2 separate regions of the Homo sapiens genome follow, and region 1 is linked to region 2. A link is a loop called in an ENCODE intact Hi-C map of the cell type or tissue named here. Cell type or tissue: ascending aorta. All regions are shown on one strand.

What was found. Hi-C counts contacts between places; a loop is a spot of excess contacts. Peaks named below come from ENCODE experiments on the same cell type or tissue, not always from the same donor. Only the 100,000 strongest peaks of a DNase experiment are listed, where the experiment ranks them.
Region 1: it touches region 2 in a loop (2.3-fold over the local background); 4 of 110 quality-filtered maps call a loop at or near these places.

The regions. Positions count from the first base shown.
Region 1 is chr1:185,738,892-185,746,891 of GRCh38, reverse strand. All of the region lies in intron 1 of HMCN1 (hemicentin 1), which reads right to left. Among named protein-coding and RNA genes, the nearest start is that of HMCN1, 8.5 kb to the right of the region's middle. In ascending aorta, no CTCF peak of the experiment used is centred here; no DNase peak of the experiment used is centred here; H3K4me3 peaks cover 1,461 bases; H3K27ac peaks cover 4,645 bases.
Region 2 is chr1:186,088,072-186,096,071 of GRCh38, reverse strand. It overlaps HMCN1 (hemicentin 1), which reads right to left. Exons shown (of 107, transcript NM_031935.3): 62 at 7,796-7,927; 63 at 7,317-7,466; 64 at 5,155-5,314; 65 at 2,814-2,938; 66 at 2,403-2,586; 67 at 1,699-1,796; 68 at 551-829. Among named protein-coding and RNA genes, the nearest start is that of PRG4, 200 kb to the left of the region's middle. In ascending aorta, no CTCF peak of the experiment used is centred here; no DNase peak of the experiment used is centred here; H3K27ac peaks cover 2,199 bases.

The sequences.
Region 1 (8,000 bases), 350 kb after region 2:
CTCACACCTGTAATCCCAACACTTTGGGCGGCTGAGGTGGGCAGATGGCCTGAGGTCAGGAGTTTGAGACAAGCCTGGCCAACACAGCAAAACCCTGTCTCTACTAAAAATACAAAAAATTAGCTGGGCATGGTGGTGGGCACCTGTAATCCCAGCTACTCAGGAGGCTAAGGCAGGCAGAATCGCTAGAACCTGGGAGGCAGAAGTTGCGGTGAGCTGAGATCACACCATTGCACTCTAGCCTGGGCAACAGAGAGAGACTGTCTCACAAAAAAAAAAAAAAAAAGGAAAAGGAAAATCTGACACAGCACACAAAGATAACACCATGTGACGACAAAGGCAGAGATTAGGGTGATGTATCTACAAGCCAAGGAACGTCAAAGATTGCCAGCAAACCACTAGAAGTTGGGAGACAGGCATGAAACAGATTTGTCCTCACAGCCTTCACTACCCTACCAACATCTTGATTTTGCACTTCCAGCCTCTAGAACTGTGAGATGATAAATTTCTATTGTTTAAGTCACACATTTTGTGATAGTTTGCTATAGCAGCCCTAGGAGTAGGCCCTGTCTTCTTGGGCATACTGAAACTGAAGCACAAAGAACTTAAGATTACACAGCAAGTAACTGGTGGAGCCAGACTTCCAAACCAAACATCAGACTCCGGGGCCTATGCTCTTCTTTCATGAAAGAAACATCCTGTACTCACCAGCTCCATTTTCTTAACTCATCATTTTAGCCTTCTATGGAAGCTCCACAACTCCAGTAAAACTGTCCTGTTGAGCTCCATATTGTTTACCCTTTATTTTCAGGAACTCTATAAATGCACAGAGTTGACAACTTCTCCTGCTTAAAACTAACAACGTTTTAGATTTCCAAACACTACTCATTCCTGTTTTTCTCCCTATCTTCCTGGACTCCCTTTTCCAGAGTCCATAATGAACTTCCCTTTTTCTGTCTTATTTTAAATGACTGTGTTCTCTAAGTTCTATCCTGTCTCCTTCCTTTTCTCAGTCTGCACTCTCTCCTTGGATGATCTCATTTATTCCGATGGCTTCAGTTGTCATCTATGTAAGTTTCAAGTGGACAGAATAGCTACTTGGCACTAGTCATACTAACACTGACAGTTGGAAATGTTGAGGAGTGATACCTGGAGACAGACAGGCCACCCAAACAGATCCACACAGAGAGACTTTGATAAATTCACCATCATTGACCAAGGACTGGCTCTTGGACTTGTAAATTCAGAAACTTGAACTTGACACTGTCAGAATATTTTAAACGAAAGAGACTGATGGATATGACTAGTGTGCCAAAATATGAGTTAACAATGAGGAATATAACTGCCTGGTGAACCTGATTATGTGCCAGTCTGACTACAGACAGCCTTCTCTCCCCATAAGGAAAGTGCATGAGGTTACATATTCGGGAGGCTGTTTGGTGAGCATTTAACCAGAAAAAGCAGAGTTAATATTATGATCCAAATATGTAATGACATCATTACATATTTATAAGGATAAACAGTCTATCACCACAGTTAGAAAGACTGCTGATGCGTGGGCTGGTTATTCAAGTATAGAATGAACTAACACCCTGAACCCTAGTTAGAACTTGGCTGTACACTGCTTAAGTCTGTTTCTGTGACTCTCTTTTTCATTGCCGATTCCCTACACTTTCGGTTGACATTTTATCTTGGATAAGTTAATGTATAAGGAGCTTACTATCAGCACTTACTGGCCTGGGAGTAACGTTGTGTCTTAAAGCTAACTTTGCATATCTTTTCTCTTCCATCCTATGCTAATTTCAAATTTTAACCTCCAAAAGGCAATTATATTTCTTTTTTTTTAGATTCTTAGGACCATGTCCAGTCCATTGGACATTCTTAATAGCAAAGAAATCTATCCCCTTATCTCTACACCCAAGTCCCCTCAATGTTTCCCCCTGGATTGTGATGGCCTCACATTTCATCTCCCAGCTCTCAGGACTCCCTTGTTCCAATCCATCCAGGAGATAGAGATCTAAAATAAAAACCCAATCATGTCACTTCTTACTTATAATCCTTCCAGGCTCCTGATAGCTTTCAGGATGAAATCCAAACTCCTCAATGTTTGATTAAACTGCTTTTATTCATGCACTTTCTTCAGGTTTCAGTCCAGGCCACAATTATTCCAGAAAACCTTTGCTGACCACCACCATCTTAATTCAGGATCAGGTGCACTGCTCTGGGTCTGCACAGCACCCATGCTTCCTTCTGCTATAAAAGGTAGCATAGTATAGTATATTGTAATTTATCTTGCCCTATTTCTCACAGACTTGAATCAAGAGCACCTAGCACAGTCCCTGACAAATGGTAAGAAGTCTGTAATTGATAGACTAAATAACTGAATGAATGAGTGGATCTAATGGCTTATCTTTGACTTTTTAGATTCTCTTGTTGGTTTTCCAATTATGAGGCAGTGGCCTAGGGCTCAAAGGAACAATATAGTAAAGCATACATGCTTCTCAAAGCACTGAATATATGAGAATATATATTATAGTCGTTATATAACTGAACTGGTTTGAAACATCCTTTGCCTATAGGTTGATTAACAGTCAAGTCAGGCCAGGCATGGTGGCTCACGCCTGTAATCCCGCACTTTGGGAGGCCAACGTGGGTGGATCACAAGGTCAGGAGATTGAGACCATCCTGGCGAACACGGTGCAACCCCGTCTCTACTAACAATTAAAAAAAAAAAAATTAGCTGGGTGTGGTGGCGGGCGCCTGTAGTCCCAGCTACTCCGGAGGCTGAGGCAGGAGAATGGCGTGAACCCGGGAGGCGGAGCTTGCAGTGAGCCGAGATTGCGCCACTGCACTCCAGCCTGGGAGACAGAGTGAGACTCCGTCTCAAAAAAAAAAAAAAAAAAAAAAAACAAAACAGTAAAGTCATCAAGTAGAATCTTTTTCTATGTAATTTTTTAGTCTTACTGTATAAGTGTTGTACTATTTTCCTTGATAATTGCCTTCCTTCCACTATCTATTCAATGTTTATAGACAAATAAGTTACAGCAACACCATTTGTTCTATAGTACTTTTAAAGGACTTTCACATATAATGTTTTATTTAACCATGATAGCATCACTAAGGTAGGTAGGAAAAACTGATAGCATCACATCTGATAGTTGACATATATCCATTTTTAAATTTTTCCTATTCTCCACAGTGATGAAGACTCCTCATGGGATTATCAGAAACCACAAAAACCAAGGTTGAGAATCCCTGTAGATTTGTGAGAACACTTACAACATGGATCCTCTGGTTGCACAGTGCTCCTTGGAAATCAGTTCAATTGTTCTAACACCCCTTCAGCCAATCCAGTTAAAATTGGAAGGTAGGCAGACTGCCTTATAGCATACAGCTGAAACATTCCAGACTGCATTTAAATCCCCAACAAAATCACCTGCTTTAGAAACATTCAATCACTACACAAGACTCAGTCAGGCATTATCTGGGTCATAATTAGCCTTCCATTTCATATTCAAGCTTGGATGGGAGATATATTATCACCAAAAAGGCACAATTAGCAAATTATTATGTTGTGAATTGTATTCTTCTACTTGTGAGTTAAAAAGTAAAATCATAGATATGAAAGGCAGGATAAAAATACCCAGAGAAATTATCAGTTTTTGTCTCCAGCATTCATTCATTCATTCATGAAATATTTCTTGAGTGTCTATTGTGTGGCTGTAAGATAAATCAACTAGTCTTTTGGAGCTTAATATCTAGTCAGGGAGAAAGAGGAGTAAGCAGAATTATAAAGACCATCAAGAATGGTTATTGTCTGTTTGATCAGAAACAAATCATAAGCAATGTCAAATTCTGATTTATCAACAATAAAGTAGAAGGCTGTTCCTTAACTAATTAACAAGGGGGGAAAAACATCATTTCTTGGGAGTCACAGAGGATTCTGTTAAATGGGAAACATGCCTAACACATTTAAAATATCTGATTTACCAAACTTTGGTCCTTATACTTTAAGAGAAAGTCTTTGTTACGCATAGCAAAACACCTCTACATATCCTCAGGAGACATCTAGTGACATAAAACTCACTCACCAAAGTTGAAATATTTTATTATCCTGAGAAATAAGAGTTACCCTTGTCCAAAGTGTCTCACTCTTAAATTTTAGTGCATTGCATTCAGCTGAATTTCTCTTGGACATAAGAGACCAATCATTTTGCTTATGAAAATCCTCCTTCTTGTAGGATGTGCTAGAGGCACAGAGAGACTAACAGCTTTTTGGCTCTTTTTCCTATACATATTGAAACTGAAAACATTTCAATTTGAATTTCAGTTCATATAGATGTGCACAGGTTTTCAAGGTCCAAATGTGTAATATCTTCCATGTAAAAATCTTTCTATTCATTATGGTTTCAAATGATCTTGCTATTGCTCAGAAAAATATTCTAAGAGAATGATTTTACTAAAAAAAAAGTCCTGGAGGAATTTCTTACCACTGTGTATATACAGCCAAACTATACAAAGTCACTGAAGGCTGATGAACTGTATTAAAATGAAAACTTTTATATACAAAGATATATAACGTCAATATTTCTCCCAATGAATCAAGTCCTTGCTACTTTGAACCTCTTTATAGTTGCTTATTTTTCTTTATATTATAATGATGTAAATCATGGACTTTGACAATAACCTGCCAATGCTCTAATTTTATAGATGGAGAAACAGACGGTCGAGCAAGGTTAAAAGATTTGCTGAAGTGACAAGAATAAGAAAAAGAACACAAGTATTCTGTTTCAAACTGGATGTTCTTTTTACTTTTATTTGTATTCATAAAATACTTGTTGAATCGTTTATCAAACTAAGCTCAATTTTAGCCCTATGATCAAAGCAACCATTCCGGTAGTTGGACACAGCAATATATTTATATTTGTATTTCATAAAATACTAGTTGAATAGTTTGTCAAAACTAAGTTCAGTTTTAGCCTCATGAACAAAGCAACTGTTCCAGTAGTTGGACACGGCAATATAATTACAAAGATTTCCAAATCCTCTTTTCCCATTCTCTTTGAATTCTCTCCAAACAGGCTTTCACTCCCATCTCCTCCGTGAAACTATTCTTGTTGAGTCACCAATGACTTCCACATTGCTAAACTGATTAGCCAATTCTTGATCCTCCTTTTAAGTGACCAATTAGTTCTTCCTTGAAACAGTTTCTTGACTTCTAGGATAACATACTCTTCTCCTCCTATCCTGAGTTCAATTTCGTGGGCTGCTTTGCTGATTCATCCTCATCTCTCTGATTGCTAAACATTGGAGTCCCAGGGCTAGGTCCTCAGACCTCTTCTCTTCTCCATTTATAGTCAGTCTCCCTTAATGGTCTCATTTAGTCTAATTGTCCTAAATACCATCTATATGTATGTCTTTGGATCCCAAGACATCTCCCCTTGAACTTAAATCTCACATATCCAACTATCTTCTTATCTCTACTTGAGTATCAAAAGGCATCTCAGACTTTAACACCTAAAAATCAAAACTTCATCCTACCACCCTTTATCAAACCTGCTTCTTGCTCATTCTTCTCCATCTCAGTGAAAGGCCATGCTATGCTTCTATTTACTTGTCTTAGTCCATTCAGTGTAGCTATAACAGAATGCTTTAGGCTGGGTAATTTTTAAAGAAAAATGGCATATTGGGCGTATGATTCTGGTGACTGGAAAGTTCAAAATTGGGCAGCTGCATCTGGTGAGGGCCTCATGCTGCTTCCATTCACAGTGGATGATGGAAGGGAGGTGGGGCATTGCAAAGAGATCACATGGCAAGAGAGGAAGCAAGAGACAAAAACCAAGGAAGCCAGACTCTTTTTAACAACTTGTTTTTGTTTTTGTTTTCGTTTTTGTTTTTGAGATAGAGTCTTCCTCTATTGCCCAGGCTTGAGTGCAATGGTCCAATCTCAGCTCACTGTAACCTCCACCTCCAGGGTTCGAGCGATTCTACTGCCTCAGCCTCCCAAGAAGCTGAGACTATAGGCACGTGCCACCATGCCCGGCTAATTTTTGTATTTTTAGTGGAGACGGGGTTTCACCATGTTGACCAGGCTGGTCTTGAACTCCTGACCTCAAGTAATCTGTCTGCCTCAGCCTCCCAAAGTGCTGGGATTACAGGTGTGAGCCACCGAGCTCCCCGCCACCCCATCCCCCTACCCCCCACCCCCTGCCCAATCAACTTACTCTTAAAGGAATTAATCTATTCACACAAGAGCAAGAACTTGCCCTCAAGGGAAGACATTAACCTGTCCATGAGAGATCTACCTAAACACTTCCTACTAGGCCCTACCTCCCAACACTGACACATTGGGTATCAAATTTCCACATAAAATTTTTGGCATGGAAAAACCATATCCAAACCATAGCATCAGTCAAGCCAAATCCTCAGAACCTGTCTTGTCTTCTTTATTTTTCTAAGACCTCACATCCAGTTCATTAAATCCTTTTGGTTTCATCTTCAAAATATACAGAAAATCCAATTATTTCTCACACCTCCCACAGCCACCAACTTCATGCAAGATATACCATGTTCTTTTGTCTGAATTATACAATAGTGTCCTGTCTATTCTCCCTGTTTCTGCCCTTGTTCTGCTTCAGACTATTCTCAAACAACAGAATGATTATGTAGATGCATAAGTCAGATCACGTCACTTCTATGTTCAGAACCCTAAAATGCCAACCCATCTCACTCAGAGTAAAAGCCAAAGTCATAATGGACTACGAGCCCTTTCCTGAAATGACTCAACCATATTTCTGACTTCACCCTCTAACTTCTTCCTATCACTCATTGTGTTCCAGACTCTCTGGTCTTTTCACTGTTCCCTGAACATGTCAGGATGCTCTTATCAGGAGAGTTTTTCATTTATTTTTTCTCCACCTGTAACATTCTTTCCATAAATATCCTCATTTCTCCCTCCCTCACCTCCTTCAAGTCTTTGATCAAATGTGACTTTTCAACTGAGGACTTCCCTAATGACCGAATTTAAAATTCCAACACCTTCAATCCACCTCAAACTCCCCATCCCTTTTCCTGCTTTTTATTTTCTCCATACCAATTATCATCATCAAAAATACCATATATATTTTAATTGTTTTCTTTTTTGCCTGTGTCACTCCCCACCCCTGCAATAGAATGTAAGCTCCATGAATGCAGGCGCTTTTATCTGTTTTACGCCCTTTTATGTGAAGCAAGGTCTGAAACATATAGGTGAGTGAATGAATGAATGCATGGAGACTCATGTAAGATATCCTGGGAAGAAAGTGGAGACACAATTGTGAAAGAGAAGAAAAAAGAGTTTTCTTTCTATGAAGTAACTCATTAAAACACACTGTCCTGCTCCCTCTCCTCCTGTCTCTGGTACCTGCCTTAAAGAGAGGAGGGGATATAAGAGAGTGAGTGATAAAAGAAGCTATAGTGAAAGAGAGATGATCAGCCCTCCTCAATGTTGTATTTCAAGGAAGGGAGGAATATATTTTGAGTGCTATGTAAAAAGCACAGTAAAAATTAATACATAAGAATCAAAAATTTCAATAACAGCATGTTGCACCAGCAAAGACATGGAATCAACCTAGATGCCCATCAACGATGGACTAGACAAAGAAATTGTGGTACAGATACACCATGGAATACTACACAGCCATAAGAAAGAGTGAAATCATGTCCTTTTCAGTGACATGGATGCAGCTGGAGTCCATTATCCTAAGCATATTAATGCAGGAACAGAAAACCAAATACCATATGCTCTCACTTATAAGTGGGGGCTAAACACTGAGTACACATGTACACAAAGCGGCAAACAGACACTGGAACTTACTTGAGATTAGAGGATAGGGGGAGGATGAGGACTGAAAAACTATCAGGTACTATGCTCACTACCTGGATGACGAAGTCATTTGTACACCAAACCCCAGTGACACACAATTTACCCATGTAACAAGCCTGCACATATGGCCCCTGAA
Region 2 (8,000 bases):
ACTTTCTCTTCCAAGGTTAGCATTTTTTACTTCAAGGAAAAGAAGTGTTTTCTCTTTAAACTGTTGCATTTAGAACACTGGAATACATATTTTAAGTATTTACTTTAAATGCACACAAGAATAAATAGAACTAGACTATTTGAAATGATTATTCCAGCTATAAGGTACAGACTGGATCATTTAAAGACAGGGATAACATATCATAGTATACCTATTATGCTTTTTCATCAAATTTCTATAATCGGATGTGTTTTCAATTCTTGGCAAAAGTTTAAAAAGCTGCTTCTCAATTGGTTATAAGGTTTTATCAATGAGTAATGTTTTACAAGCTGGAGTTTTCATCTTTTCAGAGAGATAAAAAATACAATTTAAATTCAACATGCTTCAGATGAGAGTAAGCCAAGGTGAATTATAAAAAAAATTAAAATGCAATAAAAATTTTTTAAAAAATTCTCTCACAGCAACTGATTCTCAGAATTATACTTATTTACTAAACATTCACTATCACTTACTTTCCAATTATTCTACATTTACCACAATGTTTACATACCTAGGACCTTGAGGATAAAGTGCTTGCTGACTTCTCCAGCTTCATTTGAGGCAATGCAGGTGTACTTTCCCGAATCTTCAGTCTCTGCTTTGAGGAGCTGCAGGACCATTCCATGGGTGCTGACTGTCAGATGGGCATCAAGCCCCAGAGGCTGGCCATCTCTAAGCCAGGCCATACTGGGAGCTGGGGTTCCATCAGTAATGCATGCCATAGAGGTGGAACTACCTTTGAGAACTGTGATTTCCTCTGTCCCCATTGAATTGTCCATATTTGGTGGTGCTACATAGAAAACAACATGGGCAAAATTTGGATGTCTATTGTAATTTGAGATCAATTTAAATTAAAACATTTGAATAATTCTATAATGTTTCTGTGGTTGATAAAAATATATACTTTAAAATTGTGTATAATAACTAAGGACTTTACAATAAAAATATCTATTAGGAATGCTAATTATTAATCTTCCAAAGATTAGCAATGAAACTTAAAAATTGTTTTCTTACAGAACGCACAATGTGTTTTAAATTTTGGTGATTTTTCAACTTCTTCACTCTATCCCTTTAACTTGTTGTAATGTATATAATAGTTTTAGTAGTATTCTTTTAACTACTCTATAGAGTATAAATAATATCAAGTTATAGGGTAAGTCATTTGTAGATTACAATAAAGCGTTACTTAACTGAGGTGTTCTTGGGGATTGAGAAATGTGGATCAGCAAACTTCAATATTTCCGAAATGGAAGGTATTGAGTTCTCTCCATATATACGCATACACACACATGCATATATGCACATGCATCCATTCATAGTTTGAATACTCCAAACAAGCTGCTAATATTGTTAGAAAAGTTTTGACTTTTTCTTTACATGAAAAGACTGGTCTTGTGTCTGGATTGAAATGCTATTTTTAAAAATTAGATTTGATTTAGTGCAAATTTCTAGATCAGTATTTTGATAAACAGACAATATGGTCCAATAATATGGACCCCTTGGAAGAAAATACATTCTCTAGTCAGTAAGATCCTATTTCACTAATCCTTTTTGATAAAGTCAGATTTCTAAATCTCTGAGGAAGTCGGTTTCTAAAGATAAGTCTGTTGCTTAATACTTGACATAGCAAAGTAATAGGGTCATTTCTGTGACACATACCAAACACTTGAAGATTGTAATGCTTATTATCCACCCCAGCTCTGTTGGAGGCCACACAAGTATACACAGCGACATCAGACACCTGAGCTCTCACAATCCTGAGAAACAATTTGATCCACATTTCATCACTTGCTCCCATACAACAAGTACACATAAAATAATTATGATTTATAAATAGGCTATAGGTGGTGATTTATGTTGGGAAATTTTAATTATGAAGCTTATAGCCATCCATCACAAAATATAGGGGCCTCAAATGCAATTTATTCTACAAAGCTGATTAGGCAGTGACAATAAACCACTGAAAATATAGCACAATTTAAGAGGTGAATATTTTTCAAATATATATTAATAGAGAATGCTGCTAACATGAAAATCACATTATCATAGTAGGCATCTTCCTACTACCTTGCCACATAAAGTTTTAGCTAAAACAGTAATTCCTGGAAATACATATATGATAACAAACCTGTCTATAAAAGACCATTTTACACATTTACTAAAAAATGAAAGCACTTAAATAAGGATAAAAAATCATTTCAACTGTATATTTGTTGTCCTTCCTCTACTAAAAATATACTTAAAGGGAAAAAAACTGTAAAGGCTTAGAAAAAAACATTTCTTCAACACTGTTTAAATGAAGGAAAAGTCTACAATCACAGTTACTTCATCTGTTTAGGAAATCAGACACAATAAAAGCTGACCTGATAACTTGTCCTGCTGCCAGTAACCGGATATGGGAGGAGAGAGGCAGAGGAAGTCCATTCTTCAGCCAGTTTATCTGTGGTGGAGGCGTCCCTGTGGCTCTGCATTCAATATTTATTGAAGTATCCACTAAAGTCATTAGTTTCTCTGCTTCATCTTTATTACCCCTAATTGTAGGTGTAACTATGTTGTGCAGAAAGTGAGAGAGAGGGAAGAGGGATGTATTATGTAATACTAGTTCAAATAATTTCTACTACAATTGCTCTCATTTCAAAATTGTAGCCCAAAAGGAAATAGTGGTGGCATCAAATTTAAAACTAAATGCTCCAGACACCTGCTGCTGGGCCTTCACTTCTACTGGTAGATTCTTAAGGCAGCATCATCAAAAGAGGGGGATATTTCATATTTACCATAGACATTCAAGTTAAAAATTCGGTCTTCTTCTCCAGCGGGATTAGTAGCAACACATGTGTATTTCCCCGTGTCAGATGTAAGAGCTCCATAAATGTTTAATGTGCTGCCATTTGCACTCACTCTACGGAAAAGATCATAACAGAGGGGCTGAGATGAGATTGAATCTATTTCACTAAGTACATGAAAGCCTATTAAAATCAGTTACTGAAAGTGATGGAAAATTCAAGCAACCAACTGAAATTCTACAGTAGCGAGTCTCATATCTACCACCTCCTTATAAGAAAAAAAGGAAGTGAACAAAATCAGGAATACTTCTCTATTCAAATCATAGGCAAAGACATGATTTTCTCTGAGATAGAATACTATATTCTTAGTTATCCATATAAGGTTTGAATTAAATGCATGTTATACAAAATTCTGGCATGAAAATTGAAGACTGTTACAATGAGAAACTGAAAAAATTACACATAAAAATCTAGTTATAAGCAACTTAATATAGTTATAAACAACTTAATACCTTAATAAAAAACACAATAGGATCATTTAAATTGTGACAACAATTTGGTATCATATGTGGCTATATTTTGCAAACTTTTTTTCTACAAATTGCTAAATAAAGCTTTTCTTTTGAATTACATAATAGTAAAAGATAAATATACAATGAGATCATTAAAGATCTCTAAGCTAAGATTATTGCATTATTGGTTGTCCTCACACACCATTAATTACAAATCAAAATTTCCTGTGTTTTTTGTAGAGATTAAATTGCCATCTACAGTTACTTGTACAATAGTGGTTTCATTAGAATTACCCTGTGTCAAAAGTAAAAGCTCCATTTCTATTATATCTTGTTATTAAATGTTTATTGAGAGCTATATTATTATCTGGGATACAGCTGTATTTTTTCTTTTTCAAAATAAAATTTTTTTAATTCCATGAGTTTAATTAAATTAATAAGCAAAAAGCAAGTTGCCATGATCAAACAAAGGTAGTACATTGACTTTGGAAAAACTATTGTAGTTGACTGACAAACTGTACTACCTACAAATCTATACATATTATGGAATGAATAATAAAGATAAAAGAATAAGTAAATTTAGAATGTTAATGTAGGAGAAGGAATGATAGACTCCAAATTCCTAGCTATGAATACTATCTTATATAAAAGATATCATATATAAAAGATCTTATCTTTATAGCCCATATAAAATCTTTAGGTACCATCAAATATGTAGTACTTGGTCTGGAATATGGCAAATACCAGCTGATTTAACAAAAATAATTAAACACTTGTTATTTACTCAAAAATGTTCACACCAGAGAAATAAAACTTAAAATGTATCCTCTGAAAGACTAGAAATTTTAATACACAATGAATACAAAGAAAATAACATTTATCTCTTTAAGTTATATATATGTTCAATTTATTGACCAGAAAATATACTCCAAACCCTTAAATTTACATATTGGTCCACAATGTTAAAGTTTACAATACATGTAGTTAATGCCCACTTATGCATATAATTAATCTGGTATGTGTAGGTAATGGGATTTTGTGATGAAGTAATCTAGTACAATATCAAATTCCAGATTGTCCTTCCAAAGGAATTTGTTGTTGAAAGTAGTACAAGGTCTTTACCACATTATTATTCCATCTCTATGTGGTTTGTGGCATGGGTAGCAAGTGCCAGCTGAAAATGGGATTTGGACAAACCATTATGAGAGTTATGACATTATTGCATCTTTTCTCAAAATGAGCCAATCAGGATAGCATGCCCATCTCTATGTGGTTTGTTGCATGGGTAACAAGTGTCAGCTGAAAATGGCATCTGAACAAACCACTATAACAGTTATGACATTATTGTATCTTTTCTCAAAAGGAGCCAATTATAGCATGTACACAGTTTGGTGGTTTCAGCATACAAAATCATATCTAGAATTATTGATGAATCATTTGTGAGATAAAGTTGGTTTGGCATTTGCAGGAAAGAACTAATTATTTTTATGGCATGGGCTTTAGCATAATCATTCTGAAATTACAAGAATAAAATCACCAACAGTTAACATTACAGTTAATGAGTTAAAGTTAGTTAAAGTTAATGAGTTAATTAACATTACAGAGTTAACGGATGAGAAACATACACAATTCTGAGTGACTCTCTAACGAGAATGTCTATGTCCAGTTCTCAAAAAAAAGTTTTTTGTTTCTTTGTGAATATAATGATAGCTAAGTTCCAATGGGATGGAATTCGGTATTATTATTCATGTGAAATTTGAAGCATAAAGCATTGTAGAAGGGCTTACAATTTATAATGGAAAGATTATTTTTAAACATACCGGATTCTTTCTGTTTCACCACTAGCTATGGGCTTTCCATCTTTAAGCCATTGAATAAGTGGAGTAGGAATGCCATTTGCATTGCAGACCAGCTCAACATTTTCTCCTAGAAGGACACTGACATCACTTGGAATTTCAGCACCAGCAACACTTGGAGGAACTTTGGAGAAATAATTAGGAATTTCATTAACAAGACACAGGATATAAATTCTAATGTAACAGAGTCATAAAACAATATGACATTTCTAGTTCATATTCTTTGTAGATTATGGTTCAAGGTCAAACTATTGTTATCTTCATGAATTACTTTTAAATGACAAAGATAAAGGAACGCTTCAATATTTCTGGTGTATTTGTAAGTTGATATAATTATTTAGTCATAGGGGCTAGTGATAGAGCTACCTCATGATCACCCTTTCTGGCCAAATTAAATTACTCTTAGATTAAATCCTCAATGGATAGTACAGTTAAAGAACCACAAGCACATAGGTAAGGCAGTGTGCATTTTTTTGTGTTTTTCTTTTGCTCTTAATTCACTAGACTTATAGACTCTGTCTTATAAAAACTTGGCATAAAGGTCTGAGGAAATTATCTAAGTTGGTTATTTCTTTCTCCATTATTCAATTTAATTATTGTTTATTTTGAACAATGGATAGGTTTGTTGTAGTTCTGAAGAGCCAATAGTTTCTATTCTCTTTTTCTAGCCATCTTTGGTTTCCACTTTGATTTCACTGAGAAATATTGCGTAATAAAAATACTGCCAATGGTATCAGATATAAACATGTTTGAATTCCTATTCTATATGATCATAGCGATGTGCAGAAGGTAGTTCACACCAGGTCGCAAAAGCCAATTTTGTACATGTTTTCCCCACTCCATGTTCAGTAACATCCCTTTGGTAGGTTGAAATCTTGTATATATTAGATCATGGTGGGAATATTTACACCATGGAGACTGGCAAACAATTGGCTACGAATCATGGTCTTTTTGTCTGGAGAGAAAATTCTTAAACATTTACCAGCACATCACTGAATAAGCTCTATAAATCTAATTTTAGTCATTCAGAAAATAATAATTTTACCACTTTTGCACAATTTAGAGTACTAAAGAAGTTGAGTCAATAAGAACATTAGTAATAAGAGACATCCTATAATGAGTATCTAATATATGACAAGCACTGGACTAGGTCCTATATGCATATACTATTTCTAGTTCTAAGACATAATAAAGTATATAAAAATCTGGTAAAATGTTTAGTCCTACAACATATCTCATGATTAGCATCTGTTATTATTAATGCATTAGACATAATTCAATATGCAACTTCTGACGTTGAATCTCTGACTAGCTGTTTTTCCTTCAGCTTCTGAAATCCCAAAGCATCACTAATCATCACAGAGAGACCACTGATACCTGTGAACTTAATTCTTCTAATTGTATTTTTTTGGAGTTAGCTTTAGCAGAGCACACAACAGATACGTAATATTCATAGTAGAATTCATAATTTATGAGAAATTCTTTCCCTAATAACTATAAGATTGGAAGAAAAAGTATTTCAACTTAGTTTCAAGTTAGACTTTCATTTCAGTTTCAATACTGAGCCAAATGTAATAATCAGAGGTTTACTGAAAATCAAAAGAAAACAAGTTGTCCCTGCAATGCTTAATACTATGTTGGAACATAATAGGCATTAATTAAATACTTGATGAATTGCTCATCTTAAAATAGTATAAGATTCATCATTCATTAAAATTTACCTAATCTACCTGCGGTCAGATCATAGTACAACTTCTTTGTGAATTAAATCTTATCTATACAAGTAAGAACAGATCTATAGGCTTACCATCAAAATGAATTATACCAGTTTAAAATAAGTATAACTCCATAGATATATACTATAGAAAGATAATAATGGAAGTGGAAATGGAAAATTGGAAAAAGTAGAGATTACCAAATTTCCACTATTCTTTTTTCCACATTTATGTCCATTTCCATGAAAACAGAATCTACTGGTAAATATAAGACAGAAAACTGATGATAGTTTTTGATGATCTAAAGATATGTTGAATCAATTACTACTGATACCTTTAAATGTAGATTATTTTGTACTATAAATGGAATAACAAAGAAATTGAAGATAGATCATAGTGGACAATACATACCTTGAATTGAAAGAAAGTAATATTTCTGGGCTTTTCCCTCCATATTTGAAGCAATACATGTATAGTTTCCACTATCTGAATGCTGAGACCGGGCAATCTGGAGTTTGCTACCTCCAGACAAAATACGAACTTCCAGTGAGTCAGAATTTTCTAGAGGTAGAAACAAAGCACAATAAAACATAAAAAAACCTTTAAACTTTAACATCTCTAAAATTCATGATAAAATGTCTTACTTTACGTGATAAATGCATTTCTTAAAAGTTCTCCATTTTCTTTTTTAAAAAAGAAAAAATTCTTTATAAAATGACTAATCATTTTACAATGAGTCTATTTTGTAAATCTGTATTTCAGTGCGTTAGCCTTCTTGAACTAAACACCCCTATGAGCATGGTACTTAAAATGTGCTAGTTTAAAAGTCTAGTGAATTAAGAGCAAGAGAAAAAAACACACACACACACAAAAATGCATGGTTGCCTTACCTATGCGCTTGTGGTTCTTTAACCATGCTATCGTGGGAGGTGGGATCCCAGTGGCATCACATGTTAATGTCACAGGATTGCTGATCGTCTCCACAATCACTTCTCTTTCAGGTCCTTCAATACTGGGTGGCACTGTAAAAAACAAACAAACAAACAAACAAAAAAACAGAAGAAAATCATTTGTCCTCATTAAGCTAATTTGGAA